2 separate regions of the Homo sapiens genome follow, and region 2 is linked to region 1. A link is an interaction called in ENCODE POLR2A ChIA-PET data of the cell type or tissue named here. Cell type or tissue: A673. All regions are shown on one strand. Each heading gives the region's core, and the rest is flanking DNA. Links, peaks and the distances in the headings are about the cores only. Region 1 overlaps CDC42BPB (CDC42 binding protein kinase beta). Region 2 overlaps RCOR1 (REST corepressor 1).

Region 1 (16,080 bases), core at 4,153-12,152:
AGGGCGGCCCGAGGCCTGTGCACAAGGCCTTGTGACAGGGTAAGTGCTCGTGAACAGAGCTTCAGCGGAGACGGGCTTGTGTGACAGGAGCGCCAGGTCAGAGCACAGCGCCAGCCTCGCAGGCACTGCCTTTGGGACAGTCTCAGCCAGCATGGCTGCCTGAGCGGGGAGGAGGAGATGGGGTGCCCTGCCCGCCCTATCCCGGCCGTGCACGCACCAGAGGCAGGTCCATGAGCACCTGCATGCCGTCGCCTGGGCCCATGTGGGCCACGTGGTTGAAGTTGGTTGGGTTGGATATCATTTTGGATCTCAATTCTGGGTCTCTAAGCATCTCTCTGGGGAAAGGACACACTTTTGAGATTCATGGATACGTGAGAATCCTCTTGGCCCCCTCCCTAGAGCGAGGCCCAGCAGGCCCCGTGAGGCCCCGCTCCTACCGCCTCTGCTGCAGTCTCTCTTCCTCTGGGACCTTGAAGACGAACCGCCTTTTGCTCCTGGTGCGCAGCATCTGCTTCTTGCTGTTGTCGGAGGTGTCCGGCACGTTGAGAACCGCTCCTGCAGAAGCAGAGCGCGCGGTGACGGTGCTGCGGCACCAGGGACACACGCCCCTCCAACTTCCCTTCCCTCCACTCCCGGTGCAGAGGAAGGCTCACCCGAGAACTTGCTCTTGAAGTAGATCAAGCGTGGAGGCTCGCAGTTGAGGAGGTTGAGGGTGCCTTCAGAGTTCAGGGGCCTTATCTGGATTGGAAACCAGGGAGGGACAGTAAGCGCGGCCACGCACAGACTGCACCGGGAGAAGCCCGCCCGCACAGGAGGGCACCGAGGCCGCCTTACCCTCCGCAGGCCGATGGTCTGCACCCACTCCATGGTGCGCACATCAAAGACGTCCACGCCATACTCGCTGTACACCGTGACGTGGGTGGGGCTGCAACCTAGCGCAGACGGAGCAGGGCGGGGTGAGCCACAGTGGCTCAGGAACTCACCTGCCCTCGGGCCGGAGGCCAAGCCTTGGCACTTGAACAAGTGCAGAGGCGGCAGCACTGCCCTCAGCTGGTTCACGTCACCAAAGACTTCATGTTCCCACTCTGGAATTCATCTTCATTTCAAAGTTTAAACAAACACAATCCAATGTTTAAATGCTCCACAATCACTTCCGTAACTAATATTTTGAATACTACAGTACAGATGTTGAAGGTGACTTTTAAAAAGTCTGGTTTTTCATTTAGCTCTCATGAGATGTGATTATCCTGAAAGCTACTAATTCAGGCTCAACACTTTGGAAATTCAGGTAGGGGCCGACTGTTCAGTATGGTGAGGCTAATTCTTCCGTAGGAGATGGCAAGTCCGGTTTCCAGGTAGGTATTAAAAACCACACAGAAACCACTGCTGACCTCTGGGCAACAACCCTGCCTGTCTGCCCTCCACACTAATGACCCTAGACCCCTAGGAACCCGTGCTATGGGGGCGTGGGAAGCCCCTCTGCAGCCCGGTCTGAGGGCATATGCAAGCGAGGCTAAGGGCGTCCTGCAGGGAGCTCTGGGGTCCGCGCTGTGCTCCTCACCTGCTCATCTGTTGGCTTACAGAAGCAACTCCACCCAAGGTGCCACGGATGTGAAACCAAGGACTGCAAAGCCTTTGGCCATTTGGAGTTTAAGGGGCTTTCTCCACGTTTAGAAGAGCAGTGACACAGCTGTGCCACACGACAAGGGAGCGGTGTGCGTCTTCCGCTCAGTCCCTCTGTGTGGGTGGCACGCTCACTGCCCCCACAGCCCCTCAGCGTAGCTTGGCTCCTGGCCATCAGCTTGCAGAAACGCAGAGCTGGGAGGCGGCAAGCCCCAAATGCAAGAGAGCTCCAGCTCAGTGCTCCTTCCTGGCTCTTCTGCCTCCGGAGTTCAAGGTTAATCCTGCATCAGGACACACCTCACTGTCTGAAGATGCATTTTAAAAGCCTTCTGCTCTGTTTCTATCACAGACTCCAAACAGGCTACAAGATCAGGACTTTTCTTCTGAATACAAAAAGGGAAATCAAACAGGGTTTGCAAGAAAGACAAAAGATACTGGCCTGGTCACCAAACTGTCTCAGAAGGAGCATTTCAGATGCACCTGTGAGGCCTCTGAGAACCAAGTCAAAAGCAGCCCCAGACACTGCCCTTCAGGGAACCACTCTCCACACGGGCTTCTGGGAAGGCCCTTGCCTGCCGAGTATGTGGGGATTCGCTTGCAAGGAAGCAGGAAGAAGTCTAGTTTGCTGACTCAGTGATAAACAGATGCCCAGTGAAAAGATTCTAGTGAAACAGATTCTAGTGAAAAGAACATGGGCTCTGGAGCCTGACAGATGTGACATGTGACTGATACAGAGCACGCGGCCCCTGTGGCCTTCAGCTGCCTCCTCTCCAACAGGGCTGATAACACCTGCCCTAAGGGATGGGGAGGGGCAGGGGAGGCCACCCACACAGGGCACTAGCAAAGGGTGCAGAATGAGCAGTTCTGCATCCTACAGGTGATGGAATTACTTTTGACCAGCTCTGAAACTCATCTGCATCTGCACTGTGCCCGCAGGAGAGAAGACCCACCAAGGCGGAGAACCGAGGAACTTCAGGTGTCTACGCCAGACACGTGTGGCCAAGATTATAAATACATTGCACTAAGTGACCTGGGCCCTCTTCAACGTTACGCTTTGCAAAAATGTAAATCCTGTGTGGTTTTAAACCCTGTGCTGGCTGCCTATGAAGAGGACAGGGTGTTGGGGGGTAAGAGTCCAGGACAAGGGGTGCTGAGGCAGCGGGACTGGCCCCTTCCTGCACCTCACCGCAGGCCCACGGCCCAGCCCCACTGCCCACACATGTCTGCTGTGGTGTGGCCATCGGGATGGAGCCGGGACACACTGCAGTAAGCCCGTGGGTGGAGCTGGCCGTGCACCTCACAGGCCTGGTGTCTAGCCACGACGCCCTGGGTATGATGCCGTCTCAGCAAGGCTGACAATGGGGCAGACAAAGGGGTTTAGCTTCAGGTAACTGAGGGAGAATGTCATTCCCCAACTCTTGGCCTGTTACCCCCATATGCGCGGCTCGTCTTCCTCCCGGCCTCCTCTTGATCTGTGGATTTGATGGTGCAGGCCACTCTGATAGATCAGAGGGATTCTGAGGTTTAAGGTTTCCTTTCTGTTTTAAAAGACAGGGTCTCACTCTGTCTCCCAGGCTAGAGTGTAGTGGTGTGATCATGGCTCACTGCAGCCTCCATCTTCTGGGCTCAAGCAATCCTCCTGTCTCAGCCTCCCAAGTAGCTGGGACTACAGGCATGTGGCACCGTGCCTGGCTAGTTTGTTTGTTTGAGACGGAGTCCTGCTCTGTTGCCCAGGCTAGAGTGCAGTGGCGCGATCTTGGATCACTACAACCTCTGCGTCCCGGGTTCAAGCAATCCTCCTGTCTCAGCCTCCTGAGTAGCTGGGACTACAGGCATGTGGCACCGTGCCTGGCTAGTTTGTTTGTTTGTTTAAGACGGAGTCTCGCTCTGTTGTCCAGGCTAGAGTGCAGTGGTGCGATCTCAGCTCACTGCAACCTCTGTGTCCTGGGTTCAAGCGATTCTCCTGCCTCAGCCTCCTGAGTAGCTGGGACTACAGGCGCCCGCCACCACGCCCGGCTAATTTTTTTTTGTATTTTTAGTAGAGATGGGGTTTCACCCTATTAGCCAGGATGGTCTCGATCTCCTAACCTCGTGATCCGCCCTGCCTTGGGCTCCCAAAGTGCTGGGATTACAGGTGTGAGCCATATTTTGTTATTTAGTAGAGATGAGGCTGGTATTGAACTTCTGAGCTCAAGTGAGCCTCCTGCCTCAGTCTCGCACAGTGCTGGGATTACAGGTGTGAGCCACCGCTCTCCACCCGGTTTAAGGTTTTAAAAGCAATCGGACAGCGGGCCAGTCGGGAAGTGTCCACTGGTCCTACCTGTTCCCCAGTGCCACCATTCATAGAGAAAGTCATGCCAACTAGGCGAATTCAGTGACCCAACTGTTTGAAAAACAGCCCCTACCACTTTCAGAAAATACTTGTCCTTAGAGGGACTGTAACTTAAGACACCAGAGGTGAATTATTTTCTGGCCACCAAAACCCCTCAAGCTTGTCTTTACTACTGTGTAAGTTTCTGTATTATCACGAGGAAGGCCTTTTAAATGAGAGATGAATGCCACGCCCCGTTCTCGGTTCGCCGAGCCCTTCTGCCCAGGGGCCTATGCCCGCCGACGGGGTCCTCTGCTGAGGCCTCTGGAAGAACCGGCCCCATGTGCTCAGGGAGAGAGGTTGCTGAGCCCGCCTACTGCTGGTCTGAGACGTGAGATCTGAACCATGCTCTCTGCTGCGGGCTGGCATGGGGCCCACCTCTCCCGATGCTCTGTGACTACTCAACTAAGGGACTGGAAGACAAACCAAAGCAAAATCGAACACATGCTGACTGTCGGTGGGAAAAGCAGCAACAGGGATATGCAACAGAAAACATATACATACTACAGGCGACAGGAGCCGCAGGCCACATGAGCTCCTGCGCGCGTGCCCTCCGGCCTTGCGGGTCCACGTACAGTCCCATGTGGCTGAAGCAAAGCAGGTACTCCTCGCTTTCGAGCTCCACAGCACAAAGGGCATCAAAAGACTGTTGTGAGAGGAACGCAAGCGAGGGGTCATTGGGATTTACCAGGTTTAGAGGCTGCCCGTCCCCCTGGATGCTCAGCAGGCAGAACCCAGAAGGGTAGCCCACACAGAGCCTGTCCCTGAGCACCGCCAGGCACTGCACGCTGCCGGGAGCCACAATCTCATTGAACTTTCTGTGGAATGGCTTCGTTCTCTGGATCTCATAGCAAAGGATCAGCCGTTTCACGGCCACAAACAGGCAGGTGCCAGAGTTCCTCTTGAGTGTGGCCGTGGCCATGAGCTGGCAGCCTTTGGTTTCCGGAAGCTTGATGTCAAAGCTGCCTTCCGCTCCATCAAGGGACGACCACGGATAGAGGTGCACATGGTGGTTCCGGCCACAGAGGAGGATTACGATCTTCTCCCTGGGAGCAAGCTCGATCTGGTGTACCTTCTTACAGTCAGCGGCACGGACGATCACTGTGGCAAGGAGGACAAGAGCGTGAGGCCGACGGGACAGCCAGCAGCTCCCAGGGGCTGACGGCCTTGGCTAAAGACTTGCCTGGAACACTCTGGGGCCCTCCCCTGGGCTCCCTTCCTGTGTGCACAGCCTGAGCCCGGCCCTGAGCCCGTCTCTGCCCACAGAGCCAGTGGCTTGAACGCCCCCCGGAGAAGCTGCCCCACATCCACAGCGCGCTCCTGGGGCAGCCTCGGGGGCTGGTCCAAAGGCTCCTCTGCCTCTGCTGCTGTGCACACCCCTCAGTGCACCAGGGCTCCAGCTGGGCAGCGCTTCCACCTGGGTCCTCGCGCAGCAAGGCCCTGGGGTGATCTGGGCCTCCTTCCAGCTCATCCCCGAACCAGAGGGCCCTCACGCTGCACATGAGGGACAAAGAGCTGTCCCCAACCCACTGGGACCCTGAGACAAATCCTCTGAAGACGCTGCCCTCACAGGGCCCCCAGTGAAGACACTGCCCTCACACTCACACGGCCCCCAGTGAAGACGCCGCCCTCACACGGCCCCCAGGCTAACCCAAGCCCCTCGCTTGCTCAGATCTCCCCACAGAGCTGCCAGGGTACGGCCTCGCCCAGCGGCTGCCCCGCCCTTCTCGCTCCACGGCCATCACATGCAGAGATGCTGGGTCTGTCGGGAAAGGACTATGGCTCACATGAAATGTCGCTGGATTCCTTGAGGGATGCTCCCCTGGGCCCCTGCCCCCTGCCCATGGCCAGTTCCAGTCTCCTGACGTTTCTGCTCCTAGACCCAGGGCTGTGGAGCGGGTGCATGCCAGGATACCTTTGCCCTTCCTCGCTGGGAAGACTGAAGTGTCAAAATTGGAAGCAAAGAAACTAAAGCTTCTCAAGTGAAGCCTCAGCACATGTGGGAAAGCTGCAGCTGTTCCTCCTCCCAGGGGGCTTTCCTTGACCCCCCACCCACTCCCGCTCAGTGCTCCCCTTGAAGAACTCGATGGATGTGATACGCAACTTAGCACCGCGTCGCCATGCACTCGATGCCGGTCTTCACGGCACGCTGGCCCCTCCGGCGCCTTCATCAAGCGCATTTGTCTTAACCCTTAGGAGCTACTGACCCTGTGCTGTCTGCAGAGGCCAGGCTGGGCCTGTGACATCCCAGGCTGGAAACGCCCTGCTCACTCACCATCTCGGGTGACCTCTATGACATAGAGCCCTTCTTCTAGGCCGACTGCAATCCTGTCTGCATCTGTGGAGGGGTAAGTAACATACACAAAGTCAGTACAGCCGACCGTGAACAATATGGGTTTGAATGCGTGGGTGGGCTCATTCACAGATACTTTTCAACCATATGTGGATGAGAATACAGCATTCCAGGGATGTGACACTTCAGTATCGGGGGTGACTTTCTCTCTACACGAACTCCACAGGGCCGGCTGACTGTGGGATTGAGTCTGCAAGGATTTGGGTGTGTGTGGGGCTCCTGGAGCTGACCCTCAGGCTTAGCCGGGGCCAACTGTACTGTCCGCACAGGTCATCTGCTTTTTTTTTGAGACGGAGTCTCGGTCTGTCGCCCAGGCTGGAGTGCAGTGGTGTGATCTCGGCTCACTGTAAGCTCTGCCTCCTGGGTTCATGCTGTTCTCCCGCCTCAGTCTCCCAAGTAGCTGGGACTACAGGTGCCCGCCACCACGCCCAGCTATATTTTATTTTTATTTTTATTTTTTTTTTTAGCAGAGACAGGGTTTCACCGTGTTAGCCAGGATGGTCTCAACCTCCTGACCTTGTGATCCGCCCGCCTTGGCCTCCCAGAGTGCTGGGATTACAGGCGTGAGCCACCGCACCCGGCCTCGTCTGCTTCTTAACATGCATGGAGAAACTGTCTACAAACCCAAATGGACCTGTGACCTTCATCTGATTTTCAGATGGGCACTGCAGCGCCGCCGGAAGTGCTGTTGCTTCAGACACCTGAAGGACACAACCTTTGGGACGTACCCACGATGGCAGCTGTCAGGATGGCCTTGATGAGAGGCAGCGAGCTGTCGTAGGCTTCCAAGGGAACATGCACGACCTGATTCCTCAGCCGGTTTTTATGAAGGATGGACTGGAGTCCTTCTAGAATCCCAACCCACTTCCTCTTTTCATTCTCATTTTCTGTCAGAATGAGCAGCGAGCTGGTCTTAGAAGGTGCACCTAAGAGAGAGGCCGTCACCTTCATGACAGGAAACAGAAGAGAAGAGAGAAGTCATCAAACGCCAAAGCCGCACGCAGCTACCACGGCCCTGCTGGAGCCACGCACCCCAGGAGCAACGGGGGCTGATGTGCTTCCCAGGCAGGGACCCCTGACTCCACCTCGCTGGGCGCCTTGCAGAGGCTCCCGCGGCAGGACACGGAAGGGGCGGGGTTCTAAACAGCCCCGTGAGATCGCTTCCTGGTCCCATTTTCGTTAATTCTGCTTTTGTCAAAACTACGAGTAGCTGCCTACTTTAAATCTGCTTTCTTGAATAATCATTATAAAAGTAGATTCTGAAAATGTGTCCAGGAAAAGCAGATCTCAAAAACACTGGCCCAAATCATGCCTCCCTGTGAGCAGCCTCTGAGCACGCATGCTACCAAATGACCATCGTTCCAGTAACAATGATGGTAATTTCCTGTACTGTGTATGACAGGGTTGTTTCTGAATAGAGCTGTGATTTAGTAAAAGCTAATTTATAGACTTAGTTTTGTTATCAAAATTTTGCTGTTTATAAGAAAATTCCCAGTGGAGGGGGCTGGAGGGTTTCTTTCCCCAATTCAGTCTTCTAGGAACGTCCTAATGCTACAATGTCTAACACTAACTCAGTGAGGGAGCACTCACTCAGTCAACAAAAACGCTGGCTCCAATTGGCTGGGGGGCACTGGAGAGGCACCTTCATGCCTAACCTGCCACAGCGCCCGCCTGGCAGTGCACACGCTGTGAGGACAGTGGCCGGGACGTGGACTGAGTGGAAGAGGAGTTTCAGATGTAGGAGAAGGGAGGGTCAGTGAAGAGGGGTGTCTGGGAAGAAGCCAGCCAGGAGGCTCCCCGAGACGGGCACAGGCTGCTACTTGGCCAGGACGGGACGCACAAGGACCTGGAGCCAGGCTGGAGGTTGAGACCCTAGGGCCACACTGGAGGTGCGCTGATGGCTGCCGCAGCACAATGACATGCCTAGAACAATCAGTTTTAACCATGTGCTTTGTTAAAAAGATTAATGAAAAATTCATACCCTGAATATACATGGAATATCTCGGCGTGTAGCATGAATGACATCTGAGGCCAGGACTGAGCTCACGGAAAACTCGTCATCTCTGGTAAGGAAGAAACATTGACCCCGCTGGGAGACACGCGCACAGGACCCAAGGCCCTCCCACGCCCTGCCCTGCCCTGCCCTGCCATGTCCTTCCACCACCGTGTTCTGCAGTGGAGGGCGGGTCCCTCGCCTCCCCAGATGTAAGAAACACGGGCAGGGCCAACAAACTCAAGACTCTGGCAGGTGTTTCAGGGCTTAGGGATGCCGCAAGGGAAACCCCGGAGCCTCATCCCCACTGTGCTGGTGCCTCCAGACTATGCCAGTTACAGAAGACTCGGTTTGCACTTGGCACAGCCAGGCAGTCCCTCCAACAGCCAAGTGCAGAGGACAAGTGGGGTGAGGGGTGTGGAAGTGAGGGGGGAGTGGGAGGGAGTGGGGGGTGGTGGGGGGTGGGCGTGGAGGTGACAGGGGAGTGGGGGGTGGGTGTGGAGGTGGAGGGGAGTCGGGGGTGGGGTGGGGGTGGAGGTGAGGGGGAAGTAGGGGGGTGGGTGTGGAGGTGAGACGGGGAGTAGGGGGGTGGGGTGGGTTTGGAGGTGAGGGGGGTGGGGGGTAGGTGTGGAGGTGAGGGGGGAGGGTGGGGTGGGTGGAGAGGTGACGGGGAGGGTGGGGTGGGTGTGGAGGTGAGGGGAGGGTGGGGGGTGGGTTTGGAGGGAGGTGAGGGGGAGTGGGGGGTGGGCTTGGAAGTGAGGGGGAGTGGTGGGTGTGGAGGTGAGAGGGAGTGGGGTGGGTGTAGAGATGAGGGGGAGTGGGGGCTAGGTGTGGAGATGAGGGGGTGGGGTGGGTGCGGAGGTGGGGTGGGTGCAGAGGTGGGGGGGTGGCTGTGGAGAGGGGGAGTGGGGGGTGGGTTTGGAGGTGGGGGGGTGAGGGAGTGGGGGTGGGTGTGGAGGTGAGGGGGGAGCAGGGGGTGGGTGTGGAGGTGAGAGGGGGAGCGGGGTGTGGGATCAGTGTGGAAATGCTGTTCTGAAGAGGTTCCCTAAAGAGTGCTGAGCCCTCCGATGGGGCCCCTGACTTGGGCTCATGCCAACTTTTCGTCTACCAGTGGCCCTTCACCACCAGGCCAGGGGCACACCTGTGCACAGCCAGGGACTGGCGGGTGCCCCGGGGGAAGGGACATGGAAAGTGGAGTATGCTGCCAGGTGATGCCGACTCACCCTCGCTGTCCTCAGGGTACCCACCCAGCAGCCCTGCCCCCAAGAACCAATGCTACAGATGGAGTACCCAGCCCCGGCCTGAGCCCAGAGCAGTCCCGTGTGCACCACACAACAGACGGTGCACGGGCACAGCACAGAGATGACACAAAGGCAGTAGCATGGCTCCGTGTGCAGGCCCCGGGCTGAGCTAGGCCTCTTAGTGATGCGTTTACCTTCACAACAACATTCCACATGCCAGTAACATGACCACTGTCCTCTTCTCACTAACAGATGAGCCACAGATGTCAACTCTAAGAGGAAGTGGGAAGGAGGCCCCGCCTGCTCCTGCAGCTGACACTGGGTGGCACTGAGACAGGGTCACATAGCAAACGCTACGGCCACGCACACCCACATGGCCCACGGCTCCAGACTTCTTCCACACACCAGCACCTGCTGCGGTCTCTAAAACGCACAGACGGCTGTGGGCCGCGTGGCTTTTCTCTGGGATATCTTCTGCTTGTTCTTGGGCATGTGGTTTTCTTATGTTAAATTAATTCCCCTGTGGCAAACTTCTCAACGCAAACACATGCGAGGCAGGAAGCGTCTACAGCGCTCCCGTTCCTGCGCACGCAGGCCCGTATGCATGTCTGTTCATACGCATGTGAGCGCCTGAAGTCATGACTAAGCTGTACCCATTTTTGCAACCATACAATAATGAAGCAGGTGAAGTACTAATGAGGTGAAAGACTACTAAGGAACACACCGTCCTTTTGGCTAAAGATAGCTGAGGAAGATTCACAGAGCAAGGACAGTGCTGCCCAAACGCAGACCTGAGATCCAAGACTTGGCTCGCAATGACACCAGGCTGGGTGGATTTTCCTTCAGGCAGATCATACAGGAAGAGCTTGCAGTCACAGACGACTGCATATGCGCGCTGCCATCCCTTCTTCACCCCCGTGGGCTTTGGGACCTATGAATAAAAACAAACAGTGGCCACGTTCCACCAGGCCAGGCAGGCCGCCAGGCCCCATTACACTCGTTCACAATCTCCTTCCAGCTGCCAGGCTGGCGGCAGAGCTGTTTGGACAGAGGGATGTTTGCCCAAGAAGGCTCAAGGCGTTGCTGGGGAGGGGTCCATGCGTGGCAGCAGACGGTGCCAGGGAAAGCTGGCAGCTCAGCCAACGCTGTGTCCACCCCATGCAGGGTGCTGTGGTACACGCAGCCCGACAGTCTCGTAGAGGTGGGCCTGGCACAGTGGCTTTCAGACTGAGCTTCTGCCCACTGGCTGGACACTCAGCCCAGGATGGACTCTGAGTGAGCGTCTGCGTGGAGGCCTCAGGATGCCCAGGCCATTCAGAACAGCGGCTGCGCCGACCTGATGGCCTCAGTGCCCAGGAGGGTAAGCCCCCTAGGACTGGCACCAGGGCCACCTGCCGCAGCAAGGGGCTGCTTTCAAGAGTGGCTGGGCATGGCTATTGGTCACTGCACCTCACAGGCACCGAGGGCTGAGGGCGGAGATGAAGCCGCCTACCTTGACATGGCCTTTGTAGGCTGTTCCGATGCCTCGCTGCACGTCCACGCCCAGAGGCCTCTTGGACTGCTCGGGAGGTATTGGGCACACCTGGGGGGCACCGTCTTTGCAGGACACGTGGCAAGCAAAGGAACACACTGGAAGAGAGCAAGAACACTGCCTTCAAAGCTTGCTGCCTACAGAGAAGTCACTGCAGAACCTATGCCCTGAGGAGGCAATTTAATAATCACCAGGTCTCGCCTGGAATCCCAGCACTTTCGGAGGCCGAGGTGGGCAGACCACTTGAGGTCAGCAGTTTGAGACCAGCCTGGCCAACATGGTGAAATCCCGCCTTTATTAAAAATACAAAAATTAGCCAGGGGTGGTGAAGCGCACCTGTAATCCCAGCTACTCGGGAGGCTGAGGCAGAAGAATCGCTTGAGCCCGGGAGGCGGAGGTTGCAGTGAGCTGAGACCACACTATTGCACTCCAGCCTGGGCCACAGAGCGAGACTCCATCTCAAAAAAACAAAATAAAACAAAACAAACAAAAAATAATGATCAAGTCTCACATCAAGTCCAGACACCCAAAAAGGTAAGAACAGTTGCAAGGCAGAATCCACACAAAAGCTCAGGGTTTCTGGCATGAATGCGTCTTCAGCATGCGCACAGGGAAAGGGCCCATGGCAGAAGCCTGCTTCCATGCTGTCCCTGCCAGCCCGGGCCGCCTCCCACACGTGGGAGTTTCTACACGGCAATTCAGGCCAGCGGTCATGGGGACGTGGGGTCTTGGCAGCCAATCAAAATGTGCATGAGTTGAAATAACAAAAAACAATGCTTCTGCTATAATGTAGAATGAAGGGCATCTCTGTTCACAGACCCATGGTCAGGAAGGCGTGAGTGCTCAGAGCCAGTGCGAGTCTGGGCTCCAGGACCCTCCCACAGCACTGGGTGGCTTGGGGTGGTTGCTCATCTGTGAAATGGGGCAATCACTGAGGGGGTAAGAGCATGTCGAATCCCAGCACAGGGCAAGAGCACAAGATATAGCCTTAAAAATATGATGGGCTGGGCGCAGTGGCTCACACCTGTAATCCCAGCACTTTGGGAGGCCGAGGCAGGTGGATCACTTGAGGTCAGGAGTTCGAGACCAGCCTGGGCAACATGGCGAAACCCCATCTCTACTAAGAACACAAAAATTAGCCAGGCATGGTGGCGTGGGCCTGTCCCCAGCTACTTGGGCGGATGAGGCAGGAGAATCACTTGAATCTGGGAGGCAGCGGTTGCAGTAAGCTGAAATTGAGCCACTGCACTCTAGCCTGGGCAACAGAGTCAAACTCTTGTCTCGAAAAAGAAATAGAAAAAAAGAAAAAAAATACGAATGACGACCAGAAGCAGAGACAAATAATTGTGGTTATCTTTAGATAATTTGACAGTGGAAGGTTTTACACAATTACTTTTCCTCTCTGATTTTCTAGAACAGCTGCAGATGATCTACTTCGTAGTAATTCTCAGTAGATGAGTTGAGTCACCACAGAGGCGCACAGCACAATGGAGCCCCCAGCACAGCAGGGATCCACGGTTCCACAGACCTTTACTGAGGATTTGTAAAAATAAACCTGCCAGGCTGGGTGCAGTGGCTCATGCCTGTAATTCCAGCACTTCGGGAGGCTAAGGCGGGAGATCACTTGAGTCCCAGAGTTTGAGACCGGTCTGGGAAACAAAGTGAGATCCCTCAACTCTCTACAAAAAAAATTTAAAAATAGCCAGGCATGCTGGTGGTGTGTGTGTCTGAGGTCTCAACTACTTGAGAGGCTGAGACAAGGGAATCGCTTGAGCTGAACTGTGATTGCACCACTGCACTGAAGTCTGAGTGACAGAGTGAGACCCTATCTCCCCACTCCCCCTAAAAAAAACCCTGTCCTCAAATCATGCCAATGACATTTCACTTTAGTTTGGTTTGCTTGCATCAGGGCTGCCCTGGAGCCGGCTGGTGCCCTTAGCTGCAGGGGTGTGGGGCTGTGCACGCTGACCCCAGGAGCTGCAACGACACTCACCCTCGCAGGCGTAGCCCTGCCGGATCAGCCCAACCATCAGGGAGGTGCAGTGGCTGCACTGAGTAGGGCTGGAGAAGGACTTGATGCTGAACTGGTGAGCTTTTGGCTGGAAGGAGAAAATCAAGAACACTGAGGTGAACCATGGACTCTTGAGAGTCAGATCCATCTGCCTGTGATCCAGTTTATACACAGCTTGGGCATTATCCTGAAAAGGTGGAAATGTGCAAGTTCTGGTCTTGGTCTACGTGTTCCCTAACAGGGCTCATCAAATAGTGGTGAAAACCACCTACGAGCCTGAGCCAGAGAGAGGCCAACAAATACTTCCTTCAGTGGGAGAGCACTGCTACCAAAAAGCGAGGTCAGCTGGGCCAGAGGGCCGAGGTGGCATGGCCAGTGCTCTTTCTGGCTCATGCTCCTGGCCTCCTGGAGACCAGCACCAACTGGCTCTTGGGGGCCGACCTGGGGCCACATTTAGGTTGGGCTGCACACAGGCCTTGCATGTGTCCAAGAGACACCCAAGAATCACCGACAGGAGGACAGTTCATAACAGCAAACGCCTGGAAAGGCTCACGGTCCCTCATCAGGAGTGGACACATTGTGAACCCAGCGGCAACTGCAGCAGCCCCAAGGCTGAACAGAGGGTCGTGGTGCAGGCCATGCGGGACCGCCTGTTTACCAAGCTCAGGCGCAGCAGAGACCAATACGATCCTCAGCAGGAAACAGATGTGGGTGAGACCACTTGCAAGAAGTAGGGGAGTGACCGACACAAACTCCAGAGAGCTGTGGGGGAAGAGGCTGGCTGAGGTGGGCAGGGAGGCCGTGGGGCGGTGGCCGGGCCATCAGGACTAGGAGTGACACACCAGCACTCTGCAGAGTTGCTATCAAATATGGTAACCAAATAAACGACCTCGCGACTTGGTCCCTGACTCTGCAAGAGTCTTAGTCCAAAAGCCAAACCCTTAGGTAGCCTCATAGAAGTTTGGCTTCTTACGTCCAGCCGGCATAGCTGCCTGTGGCAGGAAGCACAGGCAGAGGCCGTGTCTACATTAACAACAACAAAAACCACCTTAGGCCACAGGGCTACGTACTCGCAATGCTTGGAACTCAGGGGCCCGTCACCCTGGAGACTTTCTGATCTGCGTTGATGTTTATATGAAAGAAAAGGGGATGTTACAGAAGAAGCCGAGGCCAGGACAGGGGAGCAGGGGCCCAGTGGGGCCGCTGTGCTGGCTCTCCAGGATGCACTTGTGGAAAGGATGAGGCTCAGAACCGCACATGCACTGCAGGGCCGTTTATGCTGGGAGTCATTCTCACCCACCAGCCACATGGTTCTGTAAGGTTCTCTAAGTGCAGGCAGACAAATGAAAATCAATGTGGAGAAGTAAGCTGCCTACCTGTGGAGAGGGGAATATGGCTTGGGGAATGAGAGAAGGAGAGTGGGGAGACTGAATGCTGAACTTTTCCAATTAAAATATATTTGTGTAGCACTGGTATCATTAAGAAAACACAGGGTCCTGACAGCTTCCTGAATTACACACCATTCTCAACAACTTTCCTACAGAACATGAGGGTCGCTACTGTGTGTATGCAAAAATGACTAAGTATGTTTTATTTATACAAAACTTATTTTCTAAATAACTGAGAATAAATAAACAACTAAATAACTAAGAAGGCGCCCCGGGTGAAAGCAAGGCCCCTACCTTCGGTCCAGCCAGAGCCAGGGCCTGCGTGGTGGGCAACGGCACAGCGGATGGCCTCTGCGGGGGCCGAGCCATGTCCTGGGAGACAAGCAGGACAGGTGAGTGTCGGCCCAGCTCAGCATGGCTGAGACACCTGGCCCTACGGGGTGCACTTCTCTCAAGAATGTGTTAACAGTGAACAGTTCTGCATTTTTAATTTGCTACAATGTTGAGACATCTGCGGAAGCCTCCCTCATCTAGGGGAGGGACTGACAGTTAATTCTCAAAATGAAAGGTGGGCTTGAGCACCTGGGCAGAGGCCCTCGCTGCAAACTGTTATGCAGGGGCCAGGTGAGCAGCATCTGGTCACCTGGACACGAGGGCAGACCCCAGGTGGGAGCATCACCAGGGCAACGCTGTCTCACCTCCTGCTGCTCTGATGCAGCCACAGACATCGACGGGGACGCTTCTGGCTTCGGAGCTTGTGTTTCTTGCTCACTAGCTGAGCTGGTCTGTGAGAACCAAGAAAGAAAGAGTGGGGTGAAAGGACATATTCTACATGATCCAGACTCTACTTACAAGTTCTTTACTAATAAAAGCAGATTCTGTCTAGCCCAGAAGTCCCAGCGGTTCTTACTCCTGGATCCTATCACCCCTTGGGTCTCCTCACAGACCCCTGCTCCACTCCCAGCTGGCCGGCCTGCCCTGAGGACCCCTGCACTTGGCTTCCTCAGCTGAGTGGTGATTGCGTGGGCAGGTGGAGTCTGACAAGTCACAGTCACCCCGCTGAGGTGAGAATTTGCCTGGAGACACCTCTAATGCACAGCCCTGAGCATACCCGCCCCCTCCTGCAGCCTCCTTGCCCCGGTCACTGAAAGGGCAAGACCTGGAAATGCTGATCCTTCCTGACCTTTATTCATAAGTAATGTTATCTAAGCCTAGCAGCCTTAAGATCAATTAGCCAGGCCAGGCACGGTGGCTCACGCCTGTAATCCCAGCAATTTGGGAGGCTGAGGGGGGCAGACCACCTGAAGTCAGGATTTTGAGACCAGCCTGGCCAACATGGCGAAACCCCGTCTCTACTAAAAATACAAAAATTAGCCGGGTGTGCTAGCACACACCCATAATCCCAGCTACTCTGGAGGCTGAGGCACGACAATCGCTTGAACCCAGGAGAAGGTTGCAGTGAGCCGAGATCAAGTCATTGCACTCCAGCCTGGGCAACAAATCAAGACTGTCTCAAAAGAAAAAGAGAAAGAAGAAAAGATCAAATAGCCAAATGCTTCTTAACCTCAT
Region 2 (8,000 bases), core at 1-8,000, 340 kb before region 1:
GCCTCCCAAAGTGCTGGGATTACAGGCGTGAGCCACCGCGCCCGGCTGCTAATTTTTGTATTCTTAGTAGAGATGGTATTTCGCTGGCTGGGCATGGTGGCTCACACCTGTAATCCCAGCACTTTGGGAGGCCGAGGCAGGCGGATCACTTGAGGTCGGGAGTTCAAGACCAACCTGGCCAACATGATGAAACCCCTCTCTACTAAAAACACAAAAATTAGCTGGGCGTGGTGGTGCATGCCTGTAATCCCAGCTACTCAGAAGGCTGAGGCAGGAGAATTGCTTGAACCCAGGCTGCAAAGGTTGCAGTGAGCGTAGATGGCACCACTGCACTCCAGCCTAGGTGACAAAGTGAGACTCTGTCTCAAAAAAAAAAGACGGGGTTTCACTATGGTGGCCAGGCTGGTTTCGAACTCTTGACCTCAGGTGATTGACCCGCCTTGGCCTCCCAAAGTGCTGGGATTACAGGCTTGAGCCACCGCACCCGACCAAACACTGATTTAATACTAGGCAATATTTGCTTCAGGTACAGCTAAAGCCTCATTCCCGCCTTCTTTCTTCATTAATTCACAGTTGGTTTATATTATTTCTGTGATAGTTTGCATCTTCTGAGAAGCAGATGACAAGACAGAATTAGATGTGCAAGAGGTTCATTAGGGTATGCTTGTGAAGGATAAAGAGAGGAAGGAGGTGTAGGTGGCAAGAGCCTTTACACTGGAAGCATGTGTGACACCTGTGAAAGAAGAGAGGGAAGGAATGATGATTAATGATTGATAGAGGAACCTCAAACTGCAGTGCAGCTTGCAGTTCAGAGAAAATCTCAGCCAGAGTAGATTGTTAGAAGAGTCTGTTGGGCAGGAATGGTCCTTCTTTGTGAACATCTGCTGTGTTCAGTCATTGGCTGGGAGCAGCCTAGAGTAGCCTAGCCTTGGTATGGGTGCTGTAGTAGATTTCTGGTAGCTGGGGCTGTCAGTTAACTACACTCCTTGCAACATTTTCTCTCTTGAAGGGAAATCTGAGTGGCACACTCAAGGCTGTCAGAATTCCCATACGTGTTTTTGTACTTAAATACATGTGTGTAATTCCAGCACTTTGGGAGGGTGAGGCGGGAGGATCACCTGAGATCAGGAGTTCGAGACCAGCCTGGCCAACATGGCGAAACCCCGTCTCTACTAAAAATATAAAAATTAGCTGGGTGTGGTCGCGGGTACCTGTAATCCCAGCTACTTGGGAGGCTGAGGCGGGAGAATTGCTTGAGCCCGGGAGGCGGAGATTGCAGTGAGCCGAGGTTGTGCCACTGCACTCCAGACTGGACGACAGAGCTAGACTCCGTCTCAAAAAAAAAAAAAAAGTGATAATATGTTTTCTTGTTATTGTTAGTGTTTTTGTAAATGGAATAATCTATGCTATTCATGTACTTTTATGCTTTCCAAACAAGTACATTTCCACTAGCAAGGTAAACAACTTTGTTTTCACCTTGTCTTCGTCATGGTGTTAGTTAGGTTATTAATTTTTTTTAAATGCTATCCTTTAATGGCTTATATTAGCATTTTTTTCTTTTCTTTTCTTTTCTTTTTTTTTTTTTTTTTTTGGAGATGGAGTTTCGCTCTTGTTTTGTTCCCCAGGCTAGAAATGCAGTGACGCAGTCTCCTCTCACTGTAACCTCCGCCTCCCCGGTTCAAGTGATTGTCCTGCCTCAGCCTCCCGTGTAGCTAGGATTACAGGCATGTGCTACCACGCCTGGCTAATTTTAAAAAATATTTTTAGTAGAGAAGGGGTTTCACCATGCTGGCCAGGCCGGTTTTGAACTCCTGACCTCAAGTGATCTCCCGCATCGGCCTCCCAAAGTCCTAGGATTACAGACGTGATCCACTGTGCCTGGCCTCTTCTTTCTTTTTTTGTAGACTTGATATCGTTCTGCCTCTTAGGCTGGAGTGCAGTGGCATGATCACAGCACACTACAGCCTCAGCCTCCAGGGCTCAAGTGATCCTCCTGTCTCAGTTTCCTGAGAAGCTGGGACTACAGGCATGAGCCAGTATGCCTGACTGATTTTTGAACTTTTTGTAGAGACGGGGTTTTGCCAAGTTGCCCAGACTGGTCTCCAACTCCTGGGCTCAACCAGTCCTTCTGCTGTGTCCTCCCAAAGTGTTGAGATTACAGGCATGAGTCACTGTGCCTGTAATTAAGTTTTCCAATTAATGATGAGGTTAAGTGTCTTATGTTTTTAATTTTTAATTTTTAATTTTTTTAAGACCTTTTTTTTCCCCTTTTTTGAGATGAGTTCTTACTCTTGTCGCCCAGGCTGGAGTGCAGTGGCGTGATCATAGCGTACTGTAGCCTTGAACTTCTAGGGCTCAAGTGATCTTCATACCTCAGTTTCTGGAGTAGTTTGGACTACAGTTGTTCACCACCACACCCAGCAAAGAATGTGACAAAAAGTACTAAGTGTGTTTTAGCTAAGTATCGATAAGAAAAGAGTGTCTTTTTATTTATTTTTTATTTGTTTATATGTACTTTTTGAGACAGGGTCTGGCTCTGTCATCCAGGCTGGAGTGCAGTTGTGTAATTTTGGCTCCCTGCATCCTCAGCCTCTCAGGCTCAAGTAATCTTCCCACCTTGGCCTCCGGAGTAGCTGGGTTTATAGGCTCTTGCCACTATGCCCAGCTAATATTTGTATTTTTTGTAGAGATGGGGTTTCAGGTTTTGTTGGTCTTAACCCTGGCCCAGGGGTGTCTGTAAATTTTTTTTTCTTTTTTTTGCCACTCAGTTTCCTCCTGTGAATGTATCTTTCTTTTGCTATTTTTCTTTTTTTTCCCCCTTAGGGTCTTGCTCTGTTGCCCAGGCTGGAGTGCGGTGGCTTAATCTCAGCTCACTGCAACCTTCATCTCCTGGGCTCACATGATCCTCCCACCTCAGCTTCCGAGGTAGCTGGGACTACAGGAGTGTGCCACCACGCCTGGCTAATTTTTGTGTTTTTTTGTAGAGACAGGGTTTCACCATGTTTCCTAGGCTGTTTTGCTGTTTTTCTATAGGGTGTTGGTTTTTATAGGTTTTGGTTTTTTGTATGGATTTGTGTGAGTTCTTTTTATTTATATATTTGGATATTCTTTGTTAGAATTGCACATATGTTTTTTGTTTTTTCTTTAATATTATGTGTGTTGCGGGGAGGAGGATTGAGTTTATTTGACTAGGAAGGGATAAAAATACATTCCTGACTGGAGACTGTACTCAGAGATTGGTCTTGGTGTATACCCCTGATTTCTAAGATGAATGTTACTGAGAATTGACAATTTTTTTTGTTGATTGTTGTGTTTCCACTAAGTTATTCATCTCATTTTGGCCTGCTATTAGCTAGTTGACCCAAATCACAGTGCTGGATGACTTGAAAAGCTCTGATTTAATTTTTGCCTAGTATATAGTTATAGTAGCATATAGGTTAAAGGTTAAAGTTACAGCTTTGATCCTATAATGGTCAGTTAGTTTCCCACGAAAGGTTAAAATGCTATAGACTAAAACTAACAGCTGTCTTAGGGATTTGCCACTCCTTATAAGGCAATGGGTAGTGTGTGGATAGGGAGGTACAACTTGTCATCACTAACAAAACCCTCGAAAGAATGATCTATCCAGGTTGCTTACTCTGTGCCAGGCTAGTTTTAACACACATCAAATCATTTGACCCTCACAACAGTCATATGATGTAAAGTTACTATCTCCATTTTCCAGATGAGGAAACAGAGGCATTGAGAGGCTTAGTCTTATGGTTGAACCTAATAACTTGCCGTGGTAATCCAGTCCGAGAGGCCCTCAGCTGTAAGAGGCACCTTTATTTTATGTTTCAGTAAGAAAGGAAAAGGATCAACAAGATAGACTGTTAATTTTAAGTATTATAAGAATTCTGATTTATAAGTATAATCAGAATTCAATTTAGTGTATTTTAGAGAGGGTCAGCCAGAATCCTCTTTAAGAGAAAACACTTAGGCTGGGTGCAGTTGCTCACTCCTGTAATCCCAGCACTTTGGGAGGCTGAGGCAGGTGGATCTCCCAAGGTCAGGAATTCAAGATCAGCCTGGCCAAAATGGTGAAACCCTGTCTCTACTAAAAATACAAAAAATTAGCCAGGCTATAATCCCAGCATTTTGGGAGGCTGAGGCGCGAGAATTGCCTGAACCTGGGAGGTGGAGCTACAGTGAGCCGAGATCGTGCCACTGCACTCCAGCCTGGGTGACAGAGCAATATTCCATCTCAAAAAAAAAAAAAAAAAAAAAAGGAAAAGAAAAAACACTTAGGAGCAAGACTTTATTGGATCCATTGATTAGTTGTTTCCATGTGGCCCCAGGTGTTGGGGAATTTTATGTTTCGGGTTGCCAGAGCCAACTTGTAGTCCAGTTACATTCCTCTTCTTCCTGGCAGTGAGAACACCGGTGAAATGGGAGGTGGTTAGCTTGGTTGCCTGGGGACAAATTGGACTGAGTTGCTTTATTCCTGCATGTATGTTGAAATAGTCATCTTCACAACTTAGAATATAGTTGGAGTTTTTTTTAGAAGAGCCATTTATTTTGATGGTGTGACTGAAGGCTATACATACAGTCATGTATTGCAAAACAAATGTCATTTTGGTCAAGGACAGTGGTCCCATAAGATTATAATGGAACTAAAAAATTTCTGTCGCCTAGTAACTTCACCTTGTCTATAGTGCAACAGCGTGTAGCATTACTTAGGTGTTTGTGTGGTGTTGGTGTAAACAAACCTACTGCACTGCCAGTCTTACAAAATCTAGCACATGGAGTTATGTATAGTACATAGTACTTGGTAATGACAATAACTGTATTACTGGTTTGTGGATTTACTATGCTATACTTTGTATGGTTATTTTAGAGTGTATTCCTACTTATAAAAATTATCAGTTTGCTGTAAAACAGCCTCAGGCAGGTCCTTCAGGAGGTATTCCAGAAGGAAGGCATTGTTACTCTAGAATATGACACCTCCATGGGTCTTATTGCCTCTGAAGACCTTCCAGTGGGACAAGGAAGGTATGGAGTTGGAAGATGGTGATATTGATGATCCTGACTGTAGGCTAGGCCAATGTGTGTGTCTTTGTGGTTTTTTTTGTTTTTGTTTTTGAAATGGAGTCTCGCTCTGTTGCACAGGCTGGAGTCCAGTGGCATGATCTCGGCTCACTGCAACCTCTGCTTCCCTGCTTCCAGTGATTCTCCTGCCTCAGCCTCGTGAATAGCTGGGATTACAGGTGCGCGCCACCATGCCTGGCTAATTTTTGTATTTTTAGTAGAAATAGGGTTTCATCATATTGGGCAGGCTGGCCTTGAACTCCCGACCTCAAGTGATCTGCCTGCTTCGGCCTCCGAAAGTGCTGGGATTACAGGCATGAGCCACCGTGCCCGGCCTAATTTTTGTATTTTTAGTAGAGACGGGGTTTTGCCATGTTGGCCAGGCTGGTCTTGAACTCCTGACCTCAGGTGATTTGCCTGTCTTGGCCTCCCACAGTGCTGGGATTACAGGTGTGAGCCACTGCACCTGACTGTATTTACACCCATACTCTCCCTGAAGGTTGTAGTTCCTGCCCTGCTTTACTTTTACTGGCATAGAAGCTGCTGGGCTTGGTGTTCTGCTTTCAAACTTAGCGTGGATATAGGGAGTTCAGCGGGGAGGAAGAGAAGAGTAGGTGCTTAACTAGTTTTGATCTTACTCAGTACCAGAGAGTGTTCTGGGAGCTAGTGGTGTCATGTATGTCTGATTTCTTTGAGGGTGGTAGCGTAGTTTTTTGAACCACCAAATCAGGTTTTAAGTTTTTTTTTTTTTTTTGGAGGGGAGATAGGGTCTCACCCTGTCCCCCAGGCTGGAGTGCAGTGGCGGGAACATGGCCCACTGCATGCAGCCTTGACTTCTTGGGCACCAGTGATCCTCCTGCCTCAGCCTCCCAGGTAGCTGGGATTACAGGTGTGAGGCACTGCACCTGGCTGTTAAGTATTATCTAGTATAAACTCGTCAGAGCTAAATAGGGGCTGAATTTTCTAAGAATATGTGCTTGGTTTGGGTCTTTTCTTGAATAGGCTTTTGTTTTTGTTTTTTTGATTTTTTTGGGTTTTGTGTTAGTTTTTTTTTTTTTTTTTGAGACGAAGTCTCACTCTGTCGCCCAGGCTGGAGTGCAGTGGTGTGATCTTAGCTCACTGCAGCCTCTGCCTCCCGGATTCAAGTGGTTCTCCTGCCTCAGCCTCCCAAGTAGCTGGGATTATAGGCATGCTCCACCACGTCTGGCTGATTTTGTATTTTTAGTAGAGACGGGGTTTTTCCATGTTGGTCAGGCTGGTCTCGAACTTCTAACCTTAGGTGATCCGTCTGCCTTGGCCTCCCAAAGTGCTGGGATTATAGGCGTGAGCCACCGCGCCCGGCTGAGTAGGCATTTTTTAATGGACATTTGATAAGGACCAAGTGCAACTGTATATCAAATGGAAATCTAGGGAAAAATTGTCTTTTAAATTGCAGTTAAAAGCTGATTATCCCTATTGTCTCTTGCTTTCCTTATAATGAATTTGTATAAATTGGAGATGCACATCTTGCATAGATGTGTTTTCTTTTTTTTATATAAAGTGGTGCAAGTCACATCACAAAATTGACTATTTTTTGGCCAGGTGTGGTGACTCATGCGTGTAATCCCAGTGCTTTGGGAAGCTGAGGCAAGTGGGTCACCTGAGGTCAGGAGTTTGAGACCAGCCAGGCCAATATGGTGAAAACCTGTCTCTACTAAAAATAGAAAAAAGCTAGCCAGGCGTGGTTGCTCATGCCTGTAATCCCAGCACTTTGAGAGGCTGAGGTGGGCAGATCACGAGGTCAGGAGTTTGAGACCAGCCTGGCCAACATGGTAAAACCCCATATCTACTAAAAGTATAAAAATTAGCCGGGTGTGGTGGCACCTGCCTTTAATCCCAGCTACTCAGGAGGCTGAGGCAGGAGAATCGCTTGAACCCGGGAGGTGGAGGCTGCAGTGAGCTGAGATCGTGCCACTGCACACTAGCCTGGGCAACAGAGCGAGACTCTGTCTCAAGAAAAACCACAAAGTACAAAAAATTAGCCAGGTGTGGCGGTGCACGCCTCTAATCCCAGCTACTTGGGAGGCTGAGGCAGGAGAATTGGTTGAACCGGGGAGGCAGAGGTTGCCATCAGCCGAGATCACGCTACTGCACTCAAGCCCGGGCGAAACAGAGAGACTCCATCTCAAAAAAAAAAACAACAAAATTAACCGTTTTACAATGAACAATTCAGTGGCATTCAGTGCACTCGCATTGTTGTGGAGCCACTGCCCTTGTCTAGTTCCGAAACATTTTCATCACCCTAAAAAGAAAATCTCACATGTGTTAGAATGAAGAATGAGTTACTTCTTATTCTCCATTCTCAGTACCAGGCAACCACTAACCTGCTTTTTGTTTCTGGATTACTTATTCTGGAACTTTCACGTAAATGGGTATGTGACCTTCATGTCTGGCTTCTATCACTTAGTGTAATGTTTTCAAGGTTCATTCATGTTGAAGCTTGAGTCAGTATTGGTACTTTCTGTGCTTCATTGCTTTTGTTTTGTGTTGTTGTTTTTTTTGTTTTGCCTTGTTTTTGTTTTTTGAGATGGAGTCTTGCTCTGTCGTCCAGGCTGAAGGGCAGTGGCGTGATCTCAACTCATTGCAACCTCTGCCTCCCTCGTTCAAGCGATTCTCCTGCCTCAGCCTCCCAAGTAGCTGGGATTATAGGTGCGCACCACCATGCCTGGCTGATTTTTGTATTTTTAGTAGAAATGGGGTTTCACCATTTTGGCCAGGCTGGTCTTGAGCTCCCGACCTCAGGTGATACACCTGTCTCGGCCTCCCAAAGTGCTGGGGTTACAGGTGCCTGGCCTAATTTTAAAATTTTTTTTTTGTGGAGAGACGGGGTTTGTTTATGTTGGCCAGGCTGGTCTCTAACTCCTGACCTCAAGCACTCCTCCTGCCTCAGCCTC

Evidence for each region. ChIA-PET counts read pairs that join two places held together with the same protein. Peaks named below come from ENCODE experiments on the same cell type or tissue, not always from the same donor. Only the 100,000 strongest peaks of a DNase experiment are listed, where the experiment ranks them.
Region 2: POLR2A ChIA-PET joins it to region 1 with 19 read pairs; 2 of 35 experiments call an interaction of 5 or more read pairs at or near these places.

What each region holds. Positions count from the first base shown.
Region 1 is chr14:102,939,393-102,955,472 of GRCh38, forward strand. It overlaps CDC42BPB (CDC42 binding protein kinase beta), which reads right to left. Exons shown (of 37, transcript NM_006035.4): 22 at 15,210-15,296; 23 at 14,806-14,883; 24 at 13,106-13,211; 25 at 11,074-11,210; 26 at 10,373-10,512; 27 at 8,329-8,410; 28 at 7,076-7,292; 29 at 6,270-6,332; 30 at 4,499-5,095; 31 at 835-932; 32 at 654-738; 33 at 438-555; 34 at 218-335. Among named protein-coding and RNA genes, the nearest start is that of AMN, 25 kb to the left of the region's middle. RefSeq lists an enhancer at 5,753-6,952. In A673, for the core only: no CTCF peak of the experiment used is centred there; no DNase peak of the experiment used is centred there; H3K27ac peaks cover 1,164 bases.
Region 2 is chr14:102,600,823-102,608,822 of GRCh38, forward strand. The region is part of intron 2 of RCOR1 (REST corepressor 1); the gene reads left to right. Among named protein-coding and RNA genes, the nearest start is that of RCOR1, 12 kb to the left of the region's middle. In A673, for the core only: no CTCF peak of the experiment used is centred there; no DNase peak of the experiment used is centred there; H3K27ac peaks cover 981 bases.